2 separate regions of the Homo sapiens genome follow, and region 2 is linked to region 1. A link is a contact called in ENCODE POLR2A ChIA-PET data. All regions are on one chromosome and are shown on one strand. The core of a region is the stretch at or near the end of the contact, and the rest is flanking DNA. Distances in the headings are between cores, read along the strand shown. Region 1 has its middle 14 kb from the start of SRSF7. Region 2 overlaps ARHGEF33 (Rho guanine nucleotide exchange factor 33).

What was found. ChIA-PET counts read pairs that join two places held with the same protein, here RNA polymerase II (POLR2A).
Region 2: POLR2A ChIA-PET joins it to region 1 with 12 read pairs in Panc1. The contact joins two enhancer-like sites. POLR2A ChIA-PET finds 5 or more read pairs at or near these places in 5 of 52 experiments (A673, GM12878, H1 and 2 more).

What each region holds. Positions count from the first base shown.
Region 1 is chr2:38,736,125-38,739,545 of GRCh38, reverse strand. No RefSeq gene overlaps it. Among named protein-coding and RNA genes, the nearest start is that of SRSF7, 14 kb to the left of the region's middle. Within about 2 kb of position 2,050, at least 13 of the 41 ENCODE cell types and tissues checked have a DNase peak (open chromatin) inside an H3K27ac peak, as active enhancers do.
Region 2 is chr2:38,945,197-38,949,111 of GRCh38, reverse strand. All of the region lies in intron 10 of ARHGEF33 (Rho guanine nucleotide exchange factor 33), which reads right to left. All of the region lies in intron 2 of LOC105374471 (a long non-coding RNA gene), which reads left to right. Among named protein-coding and RNA genes, the nearest start is that of ARHGEF33, 57 kb to the right of the region's middle. RefSeq lists silencers at 1,195-1,314, 1,581-1,767, 1,590-1,884 and enhancers at 1,074-1,574, 1,575-2,075. Within about 2 kb of position 1,496, at least 4 of the 41 ENCODE cell types and tissues checked have a DNase peak (open chromatin) inside an H3K27ac peak, as active enhancers do.

The DNA of each region.
Region 1 (3,421 bases), core at 801-3,300:
TCAAATTTGGAAGTTTTTTGCCATTATTTTTTTTTGTCCCTCTCTTTGGACTCCCATTACTCATACGCTCATGTGCTTGTTTTCTCACAGGTCTCTGAGGTTCTGTTCAGTTTTCTTCAATCTCTTTTCTGTTTTTCAGGTTGAATAATTCCTATTAATCTACCTTCAAGTTCACTTACTCTTTCTTCTGCTGTCTCAAATCTACTTCTGACTCTCTCTAGTTAACTTTTTTTTTGTTTTGTTTTGTTTTTTTTTGAGACAGTTTCACTGTGTTGCCCAGGCTGGAGTGCAGTGGCGTGATGTTGGCTCACTGCAACCTCTGCCTCCCGGGTTCAAGTGATTCTCGTGCCTCAGCCTCCCAGTATTACAGGCACAGGCACATGGTGATGCCTGGCTAATTTTTGTAGTATTAGTAGAGATGGGGTTTCACCAGGTTGACCAGGCTGGTCTTGAATTACTGTCCTCAAGTGATCCGCCCACCTCAGCCTCCCAAAGTGCTGGGATTACAGGTGTGAGCCATTGTGCCTGGCCTCTCTAGTTAACTTCTTATGCATCATTATACTGTTTTCAACAAACTTCTACTTGATTCCCTTTTTTTTTTTTTTGAGGTAGTGTCTCACTCTGTCACCCAGGATGGAGTGCAGTGGCATGATCTCAGCTTACTGCAACCTCCGCCTCCCAGGTTCAAGCAATTCTCCTGGCTCAGCCTCCCAAGTGGCTGGGATTACAGGTGTGCACCACCACACCTAGCTAATTTTTGCATTTTTAGTACAGATTGGGTTTTGCCATGTTGGCCAGGCTGGTCTCAAACTTCTGGCCTCAGGTGATCTGCCTGCCTCGGGCTCCCAGAGTGCTGGGATTACAGGCGTGAGCCATTGGCCCCAGCCTACTTGATTCCTTTTTATAATCTCCAGTTTTTTTGTTTTTGTTTTTGTTTTCAACATTCTTGTGTTTATCTTTTAAAAGACAGTCTCCCTGTGTTGTCCAGGCTGCAGTGCAGTTGGCTATTCACAGGTGGGATCATAGTATACTATAGTCTTGAACTCCTGGGCTCAAACAAGCCTCCTGTCTCAGCCTCCTGAGTAGCTGGGACTACAGGCATGAACCCCTATGCCCAGCTTCTTATGCTTATTTTAAAATTCTAGGGGGTTGCCTTGTGTCTGCACAGCTTAGGGGGCAGCCACTTTCTGGAGAGTTTGTGCTGACACCTCAACCAGTCAGACTTCTGTCCTCTGCTGATGGATCTTTGTGTAGGTAGGTGAGTAATTTTAATATTCAGGCTGCTTTCAAGTCTATCTTAAGTTTTACTTTTTGTTGAGCCCTTCATCTCTGTTGCACATGTACCCAGCCTCCGATCAGCCAAAAATCTGCTTGCAGCCACGACTGCAACCTCAGGCCAGTAGAGCCATAAGCCCTCCCTGCCTGCACAGCACTGGGATTGTTACTTCCATTGATGATGGTTTGGGTATGGCTGCCACTCACACCTCCAAATGGAGTAAACCCTCTTTCAACCACAGCTGCTTGCTTGTCCTCATGTTCTGTTTTGCCTCAGCAGAACCTTCACAATTACTGAGTTGGAGGAGTGAGGGGGATACGAACAGCCCCAGGCAAGAACACTACAGACTCCCACTATTCCTACTCAAAGCTCAGTAGTTTTTCAGACAACATATCTCAGACTGGAAGGTTTTATGTCTGTTTCCAGAACACCAAAATTGTTTTGAGCTGGGAGTAGTGGTGCGTGCTTATAGTTGCAGGTACTTAGGAGGCTGAGGCTGGAGGGGGGATTGCTTGAGGGCAGGAATTCAAGACCAACCTGGGCAACATAGTAAGACCCCCCATCTCTATAAACAACAAAAAAAATGTTTCGTCCAATTTTTTCAGCATTTTAATTGCTCGAACTATAATAAGGAGAGGATTTGCTGACGTCCTTGCCTGACTGTAGCTGGAAGTGCTGCCCAAAGCACGAGACTTTAATGATGATCTGCGTAACTGAGTTAAGCAGGAAATGCCTTGATTGGGAAAGGATTGCACTCCTGTCCAAACAGCCTCTTGAAAACTGGTGATCCAATTGCTTAAAATGGTTAAGAGTGAAAATGGGAACTGGCCGGGGACCAGGACACATGCTGAGCTTCCTTCCTGCCCTGTGCTGGTAGTCCTGCATTTTTTTCCATGTTCTACTTTTCGTAAACTCTCCAGTTCCACCTCCACAGCATGACATCTTAGTCTTCACAGCAGTGTTTGTGTAATTATTTTAATATGACATCTCACCTTGTACAATTTTTTATTTTTGAGACAGTCTTGCTCTGTAACCCAGGCTGGAGTGCAGTGGTGCAATCTAGGCTCACTGCAACCTCCGCTTCGCAGGTTCAAGCAGTTATCTGCCTCAGCCTCCTGAGTAGCTGGGATTACAGGCACCTGCCACCATGCCTGGCTAATTTTTGTGTTTTTAGTAGAGACGGGATTTCACCATCTTGGCCAGGCTGGTCTTGAACTCCTGACCTAGTGATCCACCCGCCTTGGCCTCCCAAACTGCTGGGATTACAGGCGTGAGCCACCGCGTCCAGCACCTTCTAAAATTTTACTTCTTGCTGGGGCCTTCAGCGATTTTATCATAAAATCACCCAATTATGCTGACATGCTGTCACATGTCACAATCTATGTCTTATAAGCACATGGAAGGGCTTCTCAAGCAAAGTTATGTGTTTCATGAAAAAGGACAGATTGGTTGCTGCCACAAAAAGAGTTTCTCTAAATTTTTGCTTCCCTCAGATGCATGGTGTGACAAATGTAGCCTTTTTTTTTTTTAAGACAGAGTCTCGCTCTGTCGCCCAGGCTGGAGTGCAGTGGCGAGATCTCGGCTCACTCCAACCTCCACTTCCCTGGTTCAAGCAATTTCCCTCTCTCAGCCTCCTGAGTAGCTGGGATTACAGGTGCATGCCACCACGCCCAGCTAATTTTTTTGTATTATTAGTAGAGACGGTTGGCCAGACTGGTCTCAAACCAGGTTTCACCTGGTTGGCCAGACTGGTCTCAAACTCCTGACCTCAGGCAATCCACCCACCTTGGCCTCCCAAAGTGCTGGGATTACAGATGTGAGCCACAGCGCCTGGCCGCCTTTTTTACTTGCTTTTATAAACACCATTAATTTAAAGGCCAGTAACTTATTTCAGCTGCCCTACAGGCAATGAATATCCTTACTTGGACTACTGTAGACTTGGCTTCTTATAAAAACAATAATCTTTTTGGACAGAAGAAAACAAAGTATTTGGCTAATTAATTAATTAATTTGGCATTCTCAAACCTAGAGGCCATTACATTAAGAACTAGTTTGTAGTTGTTACATTTCTTTGTTTTGTCTCAGTGGATCCAGGGCTGGAATCGCCCCCATAGTGGCAGCAGGGGAGACCCCATCAGGGAGTGA
Region 2 (3,915 bases), core at 247-2,746, 210 kb before region 1:
GACTGTAGCTCAGAGGAGACACACAAACACGAGAATAGGGTACCTAGCCCCCTATGAAAGGATATGAGGAAGACTTCCACTCCCATCTTCCACTCCCTCCACCTCCTGTGCCTGGATCCCCTACAGGTACAAAAGAGGAGAGGCCTCCTGACCTGAGCGCTTACAATGGAACAGTGGGTTTAGGAGATCAAAGAAATCCCTGTCCAGATCAGAGGGGAATTTGGAGGGGTAGCTACGGGGTATACTGACTGGGAGAAGACCATAAACCTGATGGAGAAAAACACAACTGATTGTACTGAAAGTGTAAAATGCTGCACCAGCCAAAGATCTAGGTGCAAAAGATTTCTTCCTACCCAGTGGTTGTAAATGACTTTGTGTAATAGTCCTGGTGTGACCCTGGAAGATATTAGGGCACCATGGGAAGATCTGACTTTGTGAAGAATTGTCCATATATGTATATAAAATGTCTTGGATTATCGATTTCCTTTTTCTTTCCTTCATTCCCCTTCCTCCCTCCCTCCCTTTCTTCCTCCCTTCCTCTCTCCCTCCTTCCCTCCCTCTCTCCTTCCCTTTCTTCCTTCCTTCTCCCTTTCTTTCCAGAGAGCTGCATTCTGCTACACTGTGGTCAATGTACTTGGAGAATGGGAGAGCTGGTACCAATCTCCTCCTGGACTGCCCACCGGGATGACTGTTTGAGATTTCAGGGTGGGGTTGGAGAAGGCTAAGGCCTCCATCAAGCATTGTGGAAGCACATAAGTTACATGAAAAACAATGACCTACAGTGGATTCTATACGAAACATTGAAAACGGGCTTTAAACCTTTTAAAAAAATTTAACAAGGGTATTATTTGAAATTAGGGAGGAGTGTGAAATCAGAAGACAGACAGCAAAGGGAGAAAGATGGCAAGTACAAGCCACACTTAACCTGTTTCACTCTTTTGCCTGGCGCCAGACCTGACGCCCAGAAGCAACTTTTTCATGAAGACGAAGTATTCAGAGCTCAGCTTTTTTTTTTTCCTATTCCTTACTGGGATGAAATTTTGGCAACATTAGTAGTTTATTATTTCTAAAGCCTTCAAAGTTTTTATCTCCTAACAATATAGTACTTAATCAATGAGGGAAATACACTAAAAGCAAGAAAGAAAAATCCAGTTATAGTTTGAGGTTAATAATGTAGCTTTTGTCAGCCCAGAATGAGGCCAAAATAACTCCTGAGCTTGGCAGTAGCAGGTTCCCGCCACCCTGGATGGGCATGATCATTAAACGTGTGCCACCTGGTGGTGATCTGTAGCACGAAGCTTGTTGAGCTCTTGGTGGACACAGCACTGGAGTTTAGCTTACAAGGCTAATTGACAATCCTGCTGAGCTGATCACTGCTCCCTCCATAAGTGTTCAGACAGAACTGTGATCCTGAGGCTGTGGCTCTACCTAGGTGAGTCAGAGCCAAAAAGCCCAGAACTCCAACTTCTGTGATCCTTCGACAAATGACAGCCTGGGCAACAGAGCAAGACACCGTCTTTATAATAAACTGAAAAAGTAGCTGTTAGTGGTATGATGTATAAGAGCACAGGGTGGCTCATGCCTGTAATCCCAGCTGGGGATGCTGAGGTGGGAGGATCACTTGAGCCCAGAAGTTTGAGGCTGCAGTGAGCTGTGACTGGGCCGCTGCACCCTTCTCCAGCCTGGGCGACAGACAGAGACCTTGTCTCTAAACAAAACAAACAAATGAATCATAGCCCTCAAGTTCTGCCCAGGTTTCAGCCAGCAGCAATGTGCCCCTGCAACTTCCAGCCCTTTCAGCCAGGGGCACGGCTGGCTTCAAACAGGCTGAGGAAGCTCTTGAGTGACTCACTTTTCTTTAGGAAAAACCTAAGGTTTTATTTAATAGGTTGGAGAAGATGTGGCCACCTCAGGCTTGAATGTCAAGTTGTACTTGCAGTGGAGGTTATTTGCATCCCAACTTACTTTCCAATGGGGTAAAAAGTGCTGAAGGTTTGTGGTTTGTGATGGGAAAGTTAGTAAATGTTAATATACTTACTTTCATCTTTGCATGGAGAAAAATGCCGATAGTAAATGTTAATATACTTATTTTCATCTTTGCATGGAGAAAAATGCCGATAGAGAAAAGGAACAATTTCATTCTGCTTTGTATTTCCTTCAGCTGGTCTATTTAAAGTACACACAAAGGCTGGGCACAGTGGCTCACACCTGTAATCCCAGCACTTTGAGAGGCTGAGGTGGATAGATCACTTGAGGTCAGGAGTTCGAGACCAGCCTGACCAAAATGGTGAAACCTAATCTCTACTAAAAATATAAAAATTAGCTAGGCATGGTGGTGTGTGCCTGTAATCTCAGCTACTCAGGAGGCTGAGGCAGGAGAATCACTTGAACCCGGGAAGTGGAGGTTACAGTGAGCCGAGATAATGCCACTGCACTCCAGTCTGGGCAACAGAGTGAGATCCTGCCTCAAAAAAATAAAGAAAGAAATAAAGTACACACAGAGGTTTCAGGAAAGCTTTAAAGAAGAAAGATAATGAGTGGAGGAGGATAATGAAAATCTAACCCTAAAATAGAAAAACGGCAGTACCACCAAGCTCAGAACCAGAGACTTCATATTCAGTACTAACGAAGAGGGTGGGGTTGAAGCTTTTCTCTGCTTGGTCCATGCAAAGAAAAAAGAAGGTTAGTCTAGCAAATAACTAACATGAATAGCATTATCGCAGATATCTTGAAATAACTATGATCTTACTTTCATAGAGGATTGTATGATAGCTTTAATTTTTCAATCTCGTAGGATTTGAGGGAGAGATCTACTCCTTCCTCCCAGTGATGGGTCATAAGAGAACAATTTAGAAAAATAGGAAGTGGCAGCAAGTCAATAAGGGCCTTCTCTTTATCTACCCAAATCTTCTGCAGGGTCTGGTCTCTCCCCTATGACCTCCCGCCTGCTGGAGGCTTGCAACAAGGGCTAGACAACATATGTAGCAGACTTAACAAATCAACTGAGATCTGAAGTAAAAACGTACAGGCTGTTCAAGAGGGAAGACTGAATTTTGAAATAGGAAGAGACAACTGTATCCTTCTGGCTCTCTGAGAAACTTTACACATTGCAGTTAATGAAGCCAGTGGCTTTGGGGAAGTGGTATGATGTATAAGAGCACACACTACAGGGTCCGGCAGGCTTGCGTTTGAATCCCGGCACTAATTGGTTCTGCGGCTTTAAGCTTCTCTGGGCCTTAGTTCCTTCGTCTGTAAGGTAGGGGTCACAGGGTTCTGCTAAATATTTCGTGAAGTTACGAATCAAGTGCCTAGCAGAGCAGCTGCTTACTACTCCCTTCCACAGTAAACAGTTTTCTCTTTTCCCTGACTTACCCCGCCTCCCCAGATTTTCAGACTAAGAAGAGACGCTGCTGGCTTAGAATTTTCTATGTGGAAGCAAAGCCACACCAAAGGGTACACCGCCTTTAGATTTCATTACCATAAACTGAGTAGGTCTTTGGCAACAGCAAGACAGCTGGAGCCCATAGAGACTTCCAGAGGCCTGCAGCGCAGCTGGGAGGGTCAAGGAGGGGGAACTGGAAGGGCCAGATAGGGAAGGAAGGATGGCTGAGAATCTAGGCAGTATCTGAGAGGTGAGGCCCAGTCCAGATGGTCACAGCTTTAGCTGGGTCACCTTAGCCTTTCTGTTCTTGTTGCTTCATATTTGGTTTACCTCTGTTTTGTAGTAAAATAACTCTTGAAAATAGGCCACTCGTGGGTTTGTCAGGGAGTAGTGCCTCACTCGGTCATTTAGGTAGGAGGGCAGCGTGTGTTTTGAGTGTATTGTTGGCAGCCACCAAGTCAAATAGATTTGGGGGGATGGTAAGGAGCAAGAAAATATAATTAGGGGCTTCCCTGGGTAGATTCAGAATTTAT